2 separate regions of the Homo sapiens genome follow, and region 2 is linked to region 1. Evidence: chromatin contacts called from ENCODE Hi-C or POLR2A ChIA-PET data. All regions are on one chromosome and are shown on one strand. Each heading gives the region's core, a stretch centred on a gene start or an enhancer-like site at or near the end of the contact. The rest is flanking DNA. Distances are from core to core; before and after follow the strand shown.

Region 1 (3,782 bases), core at 858-3,357:
AGCTTGAAAATGTAGAAAATTCTTCCAGGAACTAATCACAAGTGCATACACGTTTGATATATTCTAAACTAATAGTTGAAGTACTGAGTGCTGGAAGAGGTCTGGCGAACGTGCTCTAGTCACTAATAGCAAACATTTACCTTTGAAGCAACAGGATGAGTCACACTGGCCATGCTTAGCATCCATGTTCGACTGGATAAAGGGGCATATTTTGTGAAAACCTTCAGGCAAAAATCTTACTGATTATTCAAAAATAAATATTTTAACATTTCATTGAGCTATCTAATGAATAAGGAAAACATCGAAGGCTTCCTGCGGCGCAGAAAGAATTCTAGCAGCGTCAAAAACATAAAGGAGCAAAGAACAAGAGGAAGCTGAAGGACGCCTGCTGAGTAGTTATTCACTTGTGAATATCTGAAAACGTGCTTTTCTGTGCCCTTATTTAAAAATGAAAAACAAATATCATCTTTCTTTGTCCTTTTAAAAAAATTAACGTCAGAATATGGCTATGCTAGCTAAACATCATTTTTTTTTTTCCAGGCGATTTATGCGAGAAAGGGCCAATTTGAACACTGGTAACTAGTGGGAGAAATAAACTTATAAGCCACAAACACATCGGTTCGCAACCGAGCCCACAGCCCCGCGAGGCGCCCCTTCTTCCCAGCTCCCGGAGGATAACTTCATTGACTGGCAGGTCGGCGGCCACTTCTGGGAGGGCCACTGTTTACCGAATGAGAACCTCTCATGGCACAGTCCTTACAGCAGGGCTGCCCTGTCGCCCTTGCGCGTCCGGGTGCCGGGTCCCGGCGGTGTTCTGCAGCGCGATCCGGTCCCCGTGCCCTGAGCCACCCAGAGCCCTGGGCCTGCCTGCACCCTGGGGCGCGCTGACTCCCTGGGTCGGGTGGGGGTCCCGGCAGGATGCACTTCCAGCTGCGGGGTCCGCGGAGTTTGCTCGCACCTGGTTTGGCGCAGGGACGTAGGTTTGGGGGACTGTGTCCCCTGGGAAGAGCAAAAGGTGAAAAGGTCCCCTCTCCCACCAGTGTGCCCCATCCCCGCCAGTTTTGACTGCGATCCTATTTTTCTCTTTGGGGGTCGCCTCAGCCTGTGCCGGAGGGAGTTGGGAGTTGGTCAGGCTTGGGCAGCGGTGGGTGGCAGCCCGGGAGCCGGAGCAGGAGCGCGAGGACCCGCGGACTGGGGCGCAGCGACGATGGCGCACCGGCTTCTGTCTTCTGCTGCTTTGGGGCTGAGCATCCGAGGGCGCCTTTCTCCCCAGCTGGACTCGGGGACGCCGGATCACCCCGCCACCTGCCTCTTGGCCTAATTCTGGAAGCTTCTCGCCTCCGTTCCTGGACGGCTCTTCCTCAGGGGCAGCAATGAGCCCCGGGGTGCGCTCATCTCCTCCGAGATCAATTGCTCTACGATTCCTTTTAGGACTTGCAGGGGGGAGAGGTTGGGGACCCCGGCCCCAGAGTGGCTCCTGCGGCACGGCGGCCCACTCGGAGGGGTCGCAACAAGCGCGCATTTGTGGCCAAGGTTGTGATTTCAGGTGCGCTAATGGGATCAGACGTCCTGGGAGAAGCGTGAGGGGATTGGTGCCGTTCCTTCTCCCGGCTTCCAGCGGCCGCCGGGTGGAAGTGGGGACACAGGAGGGCCGCGCTACGGGCGCCCAGCGCGGGCGCTCACACCTCTTGAGGAGGCGTGGAACCCAGCGCCCCAGGTGGGGGTAGGGCGCGGGGGTATAGGTAGTGAGGGGTGACGCTGGGAGAGGACCGGGAGACGGAGGAAAGGAGACAGCCGGGGACACTACTGAGAGAGGGAGTAAGAGAGTGCGCTGCAGAACCGGGGACAGAGCGGCAGAACCGACCGAGAGCTGGAATTGGATTGCGTCCTGTCCCAGCACCAGGACACAGATAAACAGCCTCCCAGCACTGGTACTCGCCAGAGAAGGGGAAACCCGCGTCCCGCGCTGCTGCTTTCTGCTTCGGAGAACCTTATCTAGACTTTTGCATAATTGCGTGTTGGCTTTCCTAAATAATTCGGAAGAGCGATTTCTGCTTCCACTTGTTCACATAGGCAAACAATCCCTGTGGGGAAAATGTGTGTGTGTGTGTGTGTGTGTGCGCGCGCGCGCGCGCGCGTTCCGGTGACAATTGAGGCCAGAGGCAAACACATCCTCTTTCAAAATGTCCCTTAGGTGATCCCGTAAATGACTGTCCTGCTCTAGGCAGTGGGAGTCATCATCCACTGGGTAGGGGGCTGTGATTACTCTGCCTAGGGACCACTTTTCACAGCTCCTTCCCCACCGTAGATAAGGGTGTTAAATCAAGGCATTTAGTTCTACTTTTCCATTGCACAGATAAGCAAGCTGAGACCCAGATAGGTTAAGTGAAGTATCCAATTTCTTCTCTCCTTTTCTTTTCTGTATGCCTCAAGATGGTTTTATACACACACACACACACACACATACATACACACACACACACACCCTGAACTACGAAAAACATCACAACTACGGAAGAAACATTTTTTACTCTTCTTATTTCCTAAGAAGACCAAAAGTCAGAGCTTGTCTTCTGTCAGAAGCAGATGGGTGTGTGATGGCAGTGTGTGAGTGTGCAAGTGTGGGGGGGCTGGGCGTTGGCGCCATCCTTCCTCCTTCCCTGCTCCATCCCTGACTCCATCACCGAGCCCCTTCAGGGAAACACAAGGCAGGAGGTTGTACCGCTATGCAGAAGACCCCTCCAGGTAGGGAGCTTGAAGAAATGAAACAGCAGGGAGAACCTGTATTTGGTGGTGAAAGTGCTGGAATCTTCTAGGCCTTGCTCATCTCCAACCAGCTACTTCTCCAAAATAAAGCAAAACAAAACAAAACAAAACAAGGCAAACAACAACCACCACAGGCCTTTTGCATCAACTTCCTGTGACTAAGTGACCCTAAGCAGAGAACTGGCTCAGGTCACTTAGGGCAGGGGTAGGACATTGAAGGCCTTATTTACTCCAGGATTAAAAACAGCATCCCCTCTAACCCTGTCTCTCTTGGGCAGCCTGTCTTTTAAGGATGTGAAAAGCAGCTTCTTGGAGTCTAAACAGGCACAATACCCCACTGGGATGTTTAGGTATCAGGTTCACAAAAACAGCATTTTACTCCTGCTTCCCCGAACCCCTTTGCAACCCAGGCTACCATACTCTTTGCAAGAATATCCGGTATCTTTTCCGGGCAAAATGAATTGAGTTGGCACTTCCTGAAATATTTTTATTTTTAGCTTCAAATAATTTTGCTCCTAAAACAAATTAGTTACTTATCCTCTTCTCACCATGCCCTAATTATTTTTAGCTTTATTCTAATTTTTTTTGTTACCTTGAATTTTGTCTTGATTTGAGAGTTTGGTATAGAATACTTGTTTGCAGACTGGTAATCTGCAGTTTATTTTGTTTTTAAAAAACTCTGTGAAGTTTACTGTTGTTTTAAAACTCATGGAATATTAACAAAAAATAACCTAATAATATTCTTCGAGGCTTAAACTTTGGTTATAGTCTATGTCCTAGCCTAGCTTTTATGATAAGCCTGTTGCATTTTAAAGGTGCTTATTGATTCACATGTCTTTCAGTAAAAAATCTTTTGAGGAACCCAGACTTTTGAAAGCTATTTAATTTGCATGTATTTGGTCATTACAGGCTAAAACTGAAGAATGAGTTTGGAAATTGGTTCTATTAGAAAACACTGTTTGCACATCCAAATGTTCCCAGTCAAGATTTCCCAATAGTGGCAGTGAGAAAGAGAG
Region 2 (3,782 bases), core at 903-3,402, 500 kb before region 1:
GTGAGTCTTACTCATTGTTTTTGTTGTTATTATCATCTTCATTTTATATGGCTCAAATTTTAAAAACCCTCTAACTACCATAATAGAAATGCATGAACCCAGTGTGGTAACTGACTATGAGAATGAATATTCCAGTGCCAAGCATGGGCAACATCATGTAAGTCACATACCTCATAAAATGCCATTGTAACTACTGAAGCTTAGGTGTATTGTATATAGCACAGAATCTCATCATCAGAAATGCATTGATTTCACTCTTTTTTGAAGCATTAAACCTTAAAGGCTGTTTTCACCTAGATTCCATAAGAAGCAAAGTGTAAGAAAAAGGCCATGTGTGAGTAATTTATCTGGAAATGTAGTTCCAGGGAACCAGAATAAAACAAGGGAGGAGGGAGAGCCCATGCAAGTATATCACCATGGGTGACCAGTTGCTCAGTCCTGTGAGCTCATCTGAGAAGCAGAATGAAATGCTTTGCAAAATGTTCCTGAGGCAGGAAAAGTCAAATGAAGAAGCATTTACCCATTGACTTCCAGTCCCCATTGGTGAACATTTCTTCTAACCTGGTATTAAGCACTCTCACTTTCAGGATGCATATTCTTGAACACTAAGTTTCTATAGTTCTCAATGCAGTGACATCAGTAAAGAAACTCCACACCTGCCGGAGGCAAGAGGTGTGCATTTTGGGCCTGAAGCAAAACCGTACCTACTGGAAACTCACTGGAGCCTACACAGAACTGTTGGTTGCAACAGTGGCTGCCACAGGATATAGGTGTGGCTTAGAAGATCAGATATGATGCTTAAGAGTTATCTAATAAAAAGATTTTCAGATGTGGAAAACCCTTGTGGAGAGGAAATTAACCCTCAAAAGGGTAACACCTCAAGTCTTTAGTTTCTTGTTTCATAGTAGAAATTAAGAGATAGAACTTGAAGGTATGAGGCACAGAAAATCATCATATGAAGGCAGAAGTTGGCTTGTAGATTTTATTTATTAAGAATGTTATTGTTGGGGGAGGATATTTTGGGCCTCTGAGAGACATGCTCAGATCCTTTTATAGAAATCTCTTTAAAATGGCTTCCAAAGACCACCAACTACTGGTACACATGCCCAGTGTAATCCTCTCTCCTTGTTTGTGAGCTAAACCTAGTGACTTGTTTCTAATGAAAAGAACTGTCATAGAACACCTAGTGCCACAATTCATTATTAAAATTTTTTTAGGCCTCACTCCATGAGAATGCAAACTCTAGAAAGGCATGATTTGGCTAACAATCATATTCCAAGCCACAGGACAGTGTTTGGCACATAATAGATGCTCAATCAGCATTTGTTCAATAAAACATATCTCAAAAAGGTATTTATTTCCTGGGATAGAAAAAGGGAAAGAGGAAAAAGCATTAACCCACTGACTTCAAGTCCCCATTAGAACTGGAGTGAGTGAGTGAGCAAGAGAGTCGTGGTCATTATTTAAAACAAGGAAACGTTCAAGCCTACAGGATTTTAGAGTCCTGGCATGGGTGCTGAGGATTTCTCCTAATAACCAGAGTGAAGATAGGTTAAAAAATCCCACATTACATTGGAGACATCATGGTATCTCAGAAAACCTATAAGCTGTTTGCTTAACTTATTTGAGACATTTTGTTTTCTGTCAGGGGAAACAATAATCATGATGTTACAAAGCTGTTGTAAGAAACAGTGAGTTTATCCATAAAAGCACTTTGCAAAATCACAAAGCACTAGACAAGTGTTAGTTGTTATTTGTCCTACGTCCTCCGGAGTTGCCTCTCTTGTAGGTTGGAGTAAGAGAGGAAAGTTCAAAATCCCAGGAACCATTTCTGTCTTTTCATCAGATTCCAAATGAAATAGGTTGGCTTTGCTCCTAAAACAAGGTGAAACCAAGGTAGAGAAGGAGAAGAGAACAAAGGGAAGAGACTTGGACCGAGGCACATACAATAATCTGCCATGAAGAAGTATCATGAAGCCATACAATGCTGCCAAGGACAAGAATGTGATGTTTTCTCATTTGACACATTTATTGATCAATTTATTTTTGTTATGTGGCTTGACAGAGCCTGAGAGGGAATGTGAAAACCTTTCACCCAAGTTCTAGAATGTCTGATATTGTCTTAAAACTTCACATTCCTCTGTGATTCCAATGGACTCATTCAGCCCCAGGTTTGAATTTTTTCTAGTTTTCACACACACACACACCCACAAAAAGGCATAATACCTGTAAGAAGGAAAGCAGTCCTCTAGAATTGAAGTGTTTGAAAAAAAGCTATGAGCTCAATGTTTTGGAGGAAATCCCTTCTATAGCAGTGGAAAGAAGGCAGCTCACTTTGGAGTAAGTGTGGATAGAACTGGAAATAGGAGATATGGGAGGGACAAGAGAAGGCCAATAATCTATGAGTTTATGTCCTCAGCTTTGAATGGTAGGACCGTATCTGCTATTCAGTTTTTGAAATACAGCTGTGCCATGTGGTAAGTATACACCACCCCCTCAGAGCCTACCTCCTGCCTTAGTCCTTCTGACCCCTCTCCCATAAGTCTACCCTGCTGGACCAGCCCAAAATCCAGAAATTGGACAGTTAATGCCAAGCTCAACATGGCACCTCCTGGACTCTCCTCTAGAGCGATGGCCTGTTTTTAAATCTGTACCAGATTGTCAGGTTGCACTAGATATGTTCAAGGAGGCTGATATCACTCCTGTATTGGCACTACTCTATACTTCCTCCCCATCCTGGTTCCCACTCCCCAAACATAGGTGCACACACATGTACGTACATGTGCACAAACGTGTACATACAAGTCTACATTTGCACACACCTGTGCATACATACATGCACACAAACATGCACATGCAAATTTATGTACAAACATACACACCTGCACGCACACATATCCTCACTTTGCCCCAGCTTCACCAACTTCTCCTTGCTCTTCTTTCTGCTAGCACTGAACCTTCACACTGGGACTCAGCTGCCATGCTTCACCTTGGGTATAATGATGACAGAGGTTGAGAAAGGTGACTCCCTCCATTGATGTATTTCGCCATGATTACCTCCCACCAAATGATACTAATACTCCTGAAAATACTTAACATTTATAAAATGTTTATTTTCTGATTCATGCCAAAGTACTTGTAAGCCTCCTTTTTTCTCCTATGAAAAATGATACCAACCATATCTAGTTCACAGATTTGTTGTGAGGAATAAATAAGGGACTGCATCTACAGGATTAGCACAGTGCCTGGATATAGCAATTGCAACAAATAGTAGCTATTGATATCATGGTATTTGTTATTAATATTAATTTTATCATTCAGTTTTTGAGTTGTGAGTTCCTATATCCTTCTAACTAACTCATCACATTTTCAAAATGATGTCCTAGTAAAGGAGAAAGAATCTGAGAAAATGTTTCTTCACTTCTTTTTTTTTTCTTTTTACTAGTAAAGCAAAGGAACGGGCAGAGGCAAGTGTGCTTAGTATTTTATGGTTAAATTTAAATTAACTTAGCAGCTGACATGCATAGAAAACCAAAATAAGCTATGACTTTTTAAAAACTATTCCTTCACAATGTGAAGGAATTAACAATTGCAATTAACAATTAAAATAATTCCAAGAGTTGTAATTTGGGAGGAGGATGATTTGCTAAAGCAATTCAAGGTGCAGCCTCCTTTCAGGAAGGTCATTACAGACTTTGCTTGTACCTCTTTTGGAACACAAAGGCCATGTAAGACACCTATTACCTTTCCAAAGAGGACATTATCAAAGTCTAAACTATGTC

What was found. A loop is a pair of places that touch in the nucleus more often than their neighbours do. ChIA-PET counts read pairs that join two places held with the same protein, here RNA polymerase II (POLR2A).
Region 2: a map of PC-9 shows a loop between it and region 1 (4-fold over the local background). The contact joins the promoter of LINC01628 here to the enhancer-like site in region 1. A Hi-C loop is called at or near these places in 1 of 168 maps with a recorded cell type or tissue (PC-9). POLR2A ChIA-PET finds 5 or more read pairs at or near these places in 2 of 52 experiments (MCF 10A and OCI-LY7).

What each region holds. Positions count from the first base shown.
Region 1 is chr2:66,423,921-66,427,702 of GRCh38, reverse strand. MEIS1-AS3 (MEIS1 antisense RNA 3) reads left to right here. Exons shown (of 4, transcript NR_046438.2): 4 at 541-3,782. Among named protein-coding and RNA genes, the nearest start is that of MEIS1-AS3, 7.7 kb to the left of the region's middle. Within about 2 kb of position 2,107, at least 5 of the 41 ENCODE cell types and tissues checked have a DNase peak (open chromatin) inside an H3K27ac peak, as active enhancers do.
Region 2 is chr2:66,920,860-66,924,641 of GRCh38, reverse strand. It overlaps LINC01628 (long intergenic non-protein coding RNA 1628), which reads left to right and starts at 2,152. Exons shown (of 3, transcript NR_110600.1): 1 at 2,152-2,340; 2 at 2,420-2,477; 3 at 2,950-3,132. The region is part of intron 1 of LINC01799 (long intergenic non-protein coding RNA 1799); the gene reads right to left.